Linked DNA regions of Homo sapiens: region 2 is linked to region 1. Evidence: read pairs that join two places in POLR2A ChIA-PET (ENCODE). Cell type or tissue: MCF 10A. All regions are shown on one strand. Each heading gives the region's core, and the rest is flanking DNA. Links, peaks and the distances in the headings are about the cores only.

What was found. Peaks named below come from ENCODE experiments on the same cell type or tissue, not always from the same donor. Only the 100,000 strongest peaks of a DNase experiment are listed, where the experiment ranks them.
Region 2: POLR2A ChIA-PET joins it to region 1 with 5 read pairs; 3 of 35 experiments call an interaction of 5 or more read pairs at or near these places.

What each region holds. Positions count from the first base shown.
Region 1 is chr3:71,426,482-71,431,865 of GRCh38, forward strand. All of the region lies in intron 3 of FOXP1 (forkhead box P1), which reads right to left. Among named protein-coding and RNA genes, the nearest start is that of MIR1284, 110 kb to the right of the region's middle. In MCF 10A, for the core only: no CTCF peak of the experiment used is centred there; a DNase peak (open chromatin) is centred at 2,510.
Region 2 is chr3:71,190,498-71,195,881 of GRCh38, forward strand. All of the region lies in intron 6 of FOXP1 (forkhead box P1), which reads right to left. Among named protein-coding and RNA genes, the nearest start is that of FOXP1-AS1, 97 kb to the right of the region's middle. In MCF 10A, for the core only: no CTCF peak of the experiment used is centred there; no DNase peak of the experiment used is centred there.

The DNA.
Region 1 (5,384 bases), core at 327-5,326:
CAGGATAAGTAGAGATGAACCCAGCTGAGCCAACTAAATGTGGTTTCTGATAAAGGGAGGGTTACTGTGGCTATATGAAGGAAAAATGGAAACTTAACAGGGAAAGTGCTAGAGTTTTTCCATCCCTTCCACACACGCTCATCCCACCTCAAGGTCTCCTCTGCCTAAAAGGCTCTTTCTCAATTCTATGCATGGTGTTCTTCCTCTCATCCTCCAACACTTCACTTAAAAATTACCTTCTTGGGAAGTCCTTCTAAAATAGTTCCCCTTCTTGCACTGTCTCTTAAAACATCAGATGCAGCCAGGCGCGGTGGCTCACGCCTGTAATCCCAGCACTTTGGAAGGCCAAGACAGGCAGATCACAAGGTCAAGAGTTCGAGACCAGCCTGACCAACATGGTGAAACCCCATCTCTACTAAAAATACAAAAATTAGCCGGGCATGGTGGTACATGCCTGTAATCCCAACTACTCAGGAGGCTAAGGCAGGAGAATCGTTTGAACCTGGGAGGCAGAGGCTGCAGTGAGCCAAGATCGCACCACTGCACTCTGGCCTGGGTGACAGAGCGAGACTCCATCTCAAAAAAAAAAAAAAAAATCAGATGCATTTTTTTTTTCATATAATCACCCCAATTTATGCTTTTATGTCTCTCTTGGTTTATTTATTATTTGACTCTTCCCTTAACAGATCATAAAGGCAGGAATCGCAGCTGTTTGGGTCACCACCATATATCTAATATGTAGCCCAGGGTCTGGCACAAATATAGTACTCAATCCATGGCTGCAGAATACATGAATGAATAAATGGATACAAAACGGAGAAGGGAGACAAAGCATTTCACACAGAGCAAAAGGAGCAGGGACACACGCGCAGGAGAGTGTCAGTGATATTAGAGGTATCCTACGGAGAGGGTCTGGCTGCAGCGAAGGGCATGTAAAGCGTAAAGCTAGCGAGAACTGGAAACCATGCCGCAGATGGAGTTTGCAAGGAGATCACAGAAGGCCCCGGATGCCGGGCTAGGGAGCCTGGGCTCTCTTGTGAAAAAAAGGAGCTACTGAAGGTTCTGAACAAACACACGTGATATGATTTGGGTTCTTCCAGGAGGGACATATAAAGGCAGAGTTGTCAGCCTCAGGCTATCACAATTGTATGGACAAAACATACCAAGGACCAGAATGAGAGGAGATGCTCAGGAAGGAGAATGATACAAGCGATGGACGGAAGTCACAGGATTCAGGAACTAAGGGAACATGAGGGGTGAGGGGTCAAAAACAATAAAGAGGATGCCTGGCTTTCAGGCATGAATGACTGGACAGATGAGGATGAAATCAGCAAATGCAGGCAACCCAGGAAGATGAGCAGGCACCAAAGAAAAGATGACAAATCCCATCTCAGAAATGCCTATGTGGAGATCTGAATGAAGGTCAGGGGGGATTCTTTGTGAAAATATCTTCCAGGAACCTGAAAATGAATTCCAAGAAAAAGATCAGCTCAAAACAGGGCTATCTCAGAGTCCTCTATACTGAGGTAAAGAGTGGAACTGGGAGAGAGGAGGGTAAATTAAGTCAGAAACAAGTCCCATCTTCAGGCACTGCTATCATAGCTTTTAATCAAGTTGATAAATACTGTGTGATAAGGGAAGAGCCCTTTTCCTCCCGTAGGAGGGTGAGACTGTCCCATCTACATTCAAAGCCCTCATACCCTCAGAACAAGGCATTCAGGAAGAAAAGACTGAACATCATTCTGCCCAACAGGACCATGAAGATCAGGAAGATATTATGAAGCAATTCTGGAAACTGTGTCTCCTGCCCGCCTAACCTCCAAGTGGGACACTCTGTCAAGTCCTCTGCAATCCCTTTTTGGTTTTAAAAACGCCCTTGTTCCAAATGTTTCCTGCTGTAACCAAATTAATGGGAACAGTACAGATATGCATGCCAGTGCAAAATATGGCAGCAGTAGAAGTTGACAGAGCTAATTTCCAATTGTTTTGGCAAAACAGCTTGGTCCACCCCTTCGGGTTTGGAAAGCAATCAGCTTATTAGCAGAGAATGGGCTACTGTATCTTAACAAGTCTTGTTCAGAGGCCTGCCTTCTGGTTTTTAATGTCATGAGAAGTCCCTATTGAGAGTCCATTGTTCTAAAGAGGCCCCCCTATGAAATGTCTTTCATGCCCAAGGTTTGAAAAGAGCCCTTCAAGAAGCAGAGTCATAAAACAATAATAGTTAGGCAGGTCATGAGATTCAAAGGAAATTAAACATTTGTGATCCCTACAATGAGATGTGGCCTGGACACACATACACACAAAAGAAACTTGAAGGGGAACATTGGAAAGAAGGGGTTAAGCACACACTTCACCTTGGGCTGCAACTGCTCAGTGAGCTCTCCCCACAACCTGGCTCGGCCAGGAGGCACTGCTGAAGCCGGGGCTTTCCTGGCCCTGAGGTCCCGTTCAGCTCGTCCATTCTACTGTGCAATTACAGAATCAATAAAACATCCCTTTGAAACTCCCTGGACTAGTGCCGACATGCAGACAGTAGTCGGCTGACATTTTTTGCTATTTCCGTTATTACAGCCGGCAAGCACGAGGGGAAGGCATCAGAACCAAGGCACAGGCTGGGGACGAGAAGGTGGATGGGAGTTCCGGCTTCATGCAGGCTGCCCTCATGCTCTGCATGGCCCATGGAGTTATCACCCACAACCTCGCCCATGGGTGGGGGCAACCAGACCAAGGTGACATCATTCCCAAGGGGACACTGAAGGAAAACTATGGGAGGGTCTGGGTTCTGTCTGTCTTCACCCTTTTTGGTGAAGTGTGGGGAGGAAGAACAGCAGGAAAAGAAATTATTCTTTAAGGAAAAAAACTTCTTGGACAGGCTCACCTGAGAAACACTTTTTTTTTCTTGGTTTGCTCTGAGCATTTCAGGAATCAAAGGCCTGTGCCAAGAAGCAGGCAGCGAGGCGGAACTCAGCACTTGTGTGTGCTGCTCGTGAGAACTTGGGGGTGGGGGGGCGGGAGGGGGGGTACTGAAACGTCCCTGTCCATCTGTTGATGTCTGGGTGGCAGAAAATATTGAAATAGAAATAGAAAGTTAGAAAAAGCTTAGGAGCAAAACCTGAAAGAGTATTGTATTTGAAAAGGAAATGTTAGACTGATTGTATAAAAATGGAAAAACAGAATTAACATGTTCCATAATGATTCGTCTGTGTTAACTAAATATTGAGCTAAAATTTGGTGAAACCCTCAAAATAAGACTTTCCGAGGAACTCGTCTTCAAGAATCACCGTCATTGAAAGACAGCTAAATCACCCCACGGTGCCTGATCTCACTCACCTGGTTGGTGGCTTTTTTCATTCACTTTATTAAATACAATCAAAAATGATGTGTGGTTTATTCCTCACTCTAAAACCTCAAGACAAGCCCATTACCAGCATTCCTCAAACATATTTGCATATCCAGTGAAAAACAAAATTCAAAATCTTTCCAAGCTACTTCTGCTCTACTGGGAAGCTAGAAAAACTGGCAACTTTCGGAAATGAAGATTCCTTTTTCCTCCATCCAAGCTCACACAGGAAGTGATACGAGAGGTTTTCTCAAATTGCCTTGCTACAATGACCACAACCTCGACAGAGAAAGACCACCCTGGGAATGAGACAATTCAGGTTTTTTACAGGCTCCCTCCTGACCATACCCCAAAATAGCCAGCCCATACCACGGAAAGCCTGACTCGAGGACTTTGCAGCGTGAGCGATTTCGGCATTGCTAACTCAATCCGACGGTCCTTACTTATAAAATAAAGACCACAGCCATGCACACACAGTAAAATGAGCAGGCGCAAATCTGGTGCAGTATTGCAAGCCGAATGAATAATAGTACAAAATATCAGAAAAAGAAAGGTTATGAAATTTTATAACAGATGACAAATTGGTAGCTTTTCCCCACTTTTCTGGAATGGATTCAGTAACAGATTTGAATCTTGGGTTTTGATGCTTGTCTGTGATATGCAGGGATCCCAAGTTCAAGAGGAAAGAAAGAAAAAAAAAAAACAGGAGTCATCCGCATGTTACTTCACTTACAGTAGGGTCCATTCTTTACCATTTATTCTAGAAATTATTTGGTTCCTTATTTAACCTGCTTTGATTTAAAACAACATTGAATTTTAAATTTTCAATCTCAGGGTCTTCTATACTTCAAGCTCCCAGACTTATCCCTAAAAGAGGAAACTACCTGCCCAGATTCTAGGAAAATAAAGAGAGAAAGCATCTCATTCTGCCACGTTGGAAAAGAGGCTTAAACTCTGCCTTATGGTGTCTGTCACCCAAACTCATGGGCTGTTGGGGGAGGGGAGGCGGCGGGGGGCAGGCCCATGTTTCTATGGCAAGAATGGCCACAGGGGAAGGCCTTACAGGTCACTGACTTTAGAGCAACGCAGTAGCCACAACCACCGGGAAATATGGCACCTGTACCAATGGGCCCCTCCAATTTATATGAAACACTTTCCTAGACATTCTACCCCACCACTTTGATTTTACTGCAACAAAGCATTTAGAAGGTGCATGGTGGACAGAACCAGGCAGGGAGGTGAGTGGTGGAAGATGAGCCGGTGGACATGTCCCTTGCGTGCATGCAGCAAGCTCAGGCAATCTAGGGAGGCAGGTCGATCTGCAAATGAGCCATGCAAAGACAGCACAGACAAAAGGAATCCACTCTTGAGGAGTATCACAAATCTCCAATGGGAGCAGAGTTCAGTGGCCGTTCTCTGGTTGGTGGGCAGGAAATCAGGGAAGGCTTCATGGATGAGGAAGCCTTATTCTCCATAGACAGAGTGCGAGAATAAGTGGCAATGTGTGAGAAGATGCTTGCCCAGGAAGTACCTGTGTGGTTTTCTCAGCGACTTAACTTTTCACTCCAGTGAATACTCCTAATAAGAGCTGGCCTGGATGACTCAGTGCTCATACCATGCTAGGCACTTAGCTAAGCTACGAGCTTCAGGCACTCAATTCTTACCATGACTTTTGCCCAATTTACAGATAGAAAACCTGAGGGTCCAAGAGATCTGGTAATTTTCCAGGGTCGCGAACCAAGTAAGTGGCGAAGCAGAGATTCAAACCCTGGTCCATCTGGTCCCACACAGCCCCATTGCCTGGTTTGAATACTTACTACAACTAAACATATTTCCAAAGGTATTTGCTAAAGTTAATAGAAACTTCAGAACTCCTACCTGCAAACTCATTTCACAGGCAACAAAACACACCAAAGACGAATGGAGACTAACTTTTCCAAGTCACCCGATGACCTTGGGTCAAATTCAGAATCCAGGCCTCCTGGCTTTTTCCTGACTTTATTTTTCTTTCCAGGTATTTATTCTGACTTCATTGTGTAGTGTC
Region 2 (5,384 bases), core at 180-5,179, 240 kb before region 1:
GTCCCAGCAACTCAGAAGCCTGATGGTGGGAGAATCGCTTGAGCCCGGGGAGGTAAAGCCTTCAGTAAGCCATGTAAGCCATGATCGCAACCCTGTACTCTCTGTACTCTAACCTGGGTGACCGAGCTAGACCCCATCTCCAAAAAAAAAAAAAAAAAAAAAAAGAAAAAGTTAAATGAAAATATGCAAATGATCAAAGAAATAAATTGCAGCTGTTTTCTAGTGGAGCTCACTTATGAGCCCACTTGCAACAAAGCTGAGACAAGGTCAGTATGGGAAACTCTTCATGACATTTTCTTGTCGGCAGGGGAGGGGAGATAATGTGGCTCTATTTTTATGAATCAAATCAAACACAGTATTTAGCAAAGGGTCTCTGGAATGTTACAAGTAACACTTCATAATTACAATAGATTTGAGTTCAAAGACAAAGTGATGAAAAGAAACTTTCTAACATGGGGTTCAATTCCCTACATAAACTTCCTTCTTGTGGCTCAGTGTACCACTGGCATTTATATTGCTATTCTTCTTTGTCATAAAAGCAGTCACCTTGTAACCCTTTTTATCAAGTAATCTATGCACTACCTAAAAGTACACTAGACTCCATCAGGCGAGCTATAGGTTTACATTATATAAACATTCCAATTCTGCCTGCTCAGCACTAGTTGTTGATAAACGCAAGCCATTGCAAAACAGCAAAGTAGGTTCCTTGCCTTCAGAGAGCAGATAGGACCTGCCAGTTCTGCAAAAACAAACTCTTGGCAATCACTGAAACTAATCTGTCAACAAATTACCATTAAAGTCATACCTCCTGAAAGTTCAAAAACAGACTTGTGAGTAGACAAGAGATAGGGCGTTCTTTTTTTATGATTATTTTTATTAGCTCACCGGTCAGGGCTTAAAATTATCTTTTCAAAGTGGCAAAGCTTTCTCTTGAAGTCAAGAGGGTACACTTCACTCATAATGAAATGTGGCACCTGGCTTTCTATTACCACATTCTCCTCTGTTACAGGTCTTTTTTCTTCTTTTGCTTCTTGTGCCATTTTAATTTTCAATGGAGAGATTAATGACACATAACTGTTTAGTAATCAAAACTTGAAAGAATTTCATACAAGGCTCAAATCACAAGTTACATAAATCTTTGACAACAATATTTTGATGGAAGGCAGGTCTAAACTAACAGAGTAGAGAACTAAATTTAGCATTCAGGGTGAAATATGCCTTTTCTAGAAACAGCCCCAAAGGGAATTAAGAACATGTTGGGGGGTCAGTGTTGTGGCTGCTTTTTCTTTATTTGTCAGAATTATCTGAATCCTGTCTCAGTTTTGTTTCAATTTGTTTGTACGGTTATCACTAACATTTTGGTGGCATTGATTCCTACACAAAATATTTTTGACCATCAATACTTTTCACGTTATTTGAACTATGCAAGGTCTTCAATAAAAGTGTATCTCAGCATAGCAATTCCTTTAAAATTACAGCTGGGTTTTTACCTACTAGCAAGGGAAGGTGCTAGCCCCCAGCACAGTACCTGGCCCCATGAAAGCATTCAATAAATACTAATAATACCTTCTTCTATGCCCCCTTTCTGGAAGTTCCCCTTCTAGGACACAGAGGTGCTGATCAGCTTTTCCCTGTCAGCATCAAGAGACCCTCCTTTCAGACACAGTCAGTCTCCAGCAGCTACAACGGGAAAGGCCAATTGAGGGCATTTCTAACAAAGTTCATAAGCCACCTTTTTCAAAGAAAAAAGTGGTAGAATGGTACGGCCAATCCAGCCATTGCTACCCAGTCTTTACACCTATAGATCCATACCATATAACCTGCGTCATTTCCCATAAGGTATGAAACAAGGCCAGGAATGGCCTCTGGAATTTTAATATGGTGCCCCAGAGGCCTATGGGTAAAAATGAGATCCAAAGAATGAGATGCAATAAGCACCTTCATCCAGTGGTGGTTGCTGCCAGTACAGACACCAACAGCTATTTCTTGCAGGCATTGTTTCTCACAGAGGCAGTTAAAAAGCTGGAAATGTTTGTGAGACAGCTTTCTTCTTCTACTCAATGTCCACCAGCAATTTCACTAACAAAAACTAATGAAGGGATGGATTTTGCCATTTTGAATGTGAAGAAAATAATTTTCATTTGCTTGTGTATTTTTTGTTTCTTGAAACAGGGTCTCAATCTGTCACCCAGCCCAGGCTGGAGTGCAGTGGCAAGATCTCAGTTCACTGCGGCCTCGACCTCCCATGCTCAAGGGATCCTCCCACCTCAGCCTCATGAGTAGCTGGGACCACAGGCATGTGCCATCACCCCTAGATAACTTTTGCATTTTTTGTAGAGACGAGGTTTTGCCATGCTGCCCAGGCTAGTCTCAAACTCCTCAGCTCAAGGAATCTGCCCGCCTTGCCCTCCCAAAATGGTGGGATTACAGGCATGAGACACTGCACGCAGCCTGCTTGTATATTTCTTTATGCTGAAAAGAAAAAAGTATTTCTACCCTCCTCCCCCACTTAAAACACTGATACTATGGTCCCTCAAATACCATTTCCCATGTTCAGAGGACCCTGGGATATCAATTCCTGATTCTCTCAGGTTCCTCTGGCACTGTATTTTCTACATCCCCTTTGTTTGTTGTTGTTGTTGTTGTTGTTTATTTGTGTTTTTTTTTTGAGACGGAGTCTTGCTCTGTTGCCCAGGCTGGAGTGCAGTGGTGGGATCTCGGCTCACTGCAAGCTCCGCCTCCCAGGTTCACGCCATTCTCCTACCTCAGCCTCCAGAGTAGCTGGGACTGCAGGCGCCCACCACCACACCCGGCTAATTTTTTGTATTTTTTAGTAGAGGCGGGGTTTCACCATGTTAGCCAGGATGGTCTCAATCTCCTGACCTCGTGATCTGCCCTCCTCAGCCTCCCAAAGTGCTGGGATTACAGGCGTGAGCCACTGCGCCCAGCCGTTATTTGTTTTTTTTTTTTAGACATATTCTCACTTTGTCGCCCAGGCTGGAGTGCAGTGGTGCAACCTTGGCTCACTGCAACCTCTGCCTCCCAGGTTCAAGTGATTCTCCTGCCTCAGCCTCCTGAGTAGCTGGGACTACAATCGTGCACCACCATGCCCAGCTAATTTTTGTATTTTTAGTAGAGATGGGGTTTTGCCATGTTGGCCAGGCTGGTCTCCAACTCCTGGCCCCAAGTGATCAGCCCGCCTCGGCCTCCCTAAGTGCTGGGATTACAGGCATGAGCCACCACAGACAGCCTCTACATCCCCTTTGAATGTACATAACTAGACTCTTTGCCTGAGTCCCACCCATTTCTCTGAGCTTCTTGCGTTCTGGGAAATGACTAATCTTTGACCTCCTTCAATGGTTCATTGGAAAAATTCAACCCGATGGGTCCTCTTTACTCCCCTTCTTCTTTTTCAAGAGAAGTTCCCTATCTACCGTTCCCACCTCCTTGCTAGTCATTTCACATTTTCTCTCCTTCTTTTACATTGTTAACTTAAAACATACTCACTGTCTTCTGGGCCACAAGACCCAACACCTTAAACCAGATGTCAAAGAAAGAAGCCACGGGAAGTAAACACTTTGCTTATCCACACTTTCTAAATAATACATGTTCAAATTCTAAATATGGCATATCTTAAAAGTTTTTTCTCACAGATTCCCTCTAAACTGCTCTCTTCATATAAAATGATAGCCACACCTCAGAACTGCAGCAACCAAAGCTCTCTCTATACTGACTTGCAGACAATAAAACTGCCAGGTGGTACCAAAAAAAAAAAAAAAAGAAAGAAAGAAACCCCACAAAAACCTCATCATTAAATGGAATGTTGTTAAGAAATAGCTGTTTTATTTAACAGCTATTCATTTTTATTGAATAAACATTTTCTAGTATGCATTCTGTTAATTGACCTGACAGCATATGCTGTATATGGAGAAACTTCTAAACATTATGCTCTATGTAATATGCTTATCTGAAAAAGCTCTCATTTGCAGCAATATGGAAATAAAATTCTGCTTTCTAAAATTCAAGACTTTTAAAATGCATTAATCCACACAGTTTATGAAATTGTTCTGGACATTTTAAAATCCTTTCTTTAAGGAAAAAAAAAACTTTAGTAATTGCTAATAGTATTTGTTGCTGAGTTTCATAATGGAGCAGTGCACATCCAATACAACTTTTACAGACATAGAAATGGTGCAGGGATAATAGGAAATAAAAAGCAGTTATGGTATCGGGTAAAGAATTACTCAACAGATAAAAGAAAATGTTCAGAAACTCTATCAAATTATATTATTAGAAAACTATTGTTATAATAGTTTCATGGCTCAGACATAAATAGAGTTGAAACATTACAGAGATAATACATTTAGTCTTGAGGAAGAAAGACAGTTTGTGAGTGTGTTGGCGGGCTCTACCAGCTAATGGCAGCACCTCTCTTGGGCTGATGGCTTCTGAGTGATGAGTCTACCTTCCAGCCCAGAATCGCCAACTCCGCTACCTAGAGGCATAAATGAGCAATGCTGCTGGTGGGAACGAGAGCAGGCTGGAGGGCTCCCTGTCTTCAATAGCAATTCATCTCCCAACAATTGTTGCCGTTGTGGGACTATCAGCCCAAGGTTACCAGATATTCTAATTTTTCAAAAGAAGATGGAAAAGCCAGATTTGCCCCATTTCTCTAGGTTGTCAACTAACTAATTTTTAGAAATGACAATACCATTTGAACGCAATTAAGCCAACCTATAAACAAAACTCACTATGGAACTAGTGCACTCCATAGTGAATCTTTGTCAGGGCCCTCCCATTCTGAAAACGGCATTTGCTGTAATTTGTAATTATCTTTGATAATATGAAGCAAACATGGAAAGGTTTGCATTTATTTATTTTATATCCTGGCACTGAGTAAAAACTCTCCCCGTATCCTCAATGATGGTATTGGTGCAACTGGAAAATCCTCCAACATTCAATATAACACACAGCGTAATTAACTCGTTTTTATACCAGGCCCTTTTAAGCCAGATCTTTGTGTTCCATGGACTTCTAACATATTTTACAGTTCTAATTCTCTTCCACTGTCCTACATTAATCAAAGCTGTAACCCCTGTTGTCTTTGTACTACGGAATCTGAATGTGCCCCTGGCGAGGAATGGGGGAAAAGTCAACAGGAATTAAATTTCAGTGCAACTGTTTACTCAACTGTGGCCTGCAGTTATTGAAATTTTATCCGTGGTTTTGTGTGACTACCGCAGTAATGAATTCAGCATGGCTATGATTTTCTCACTGCTGGTATTCTCACTTCAAGTAAAAACCTGTAGAATAAAAATGATGAAAACAACCATAGTCCATTGTAGAATGCTCACATTTCTCCAAACTGTCTAATTGTCGCAGTT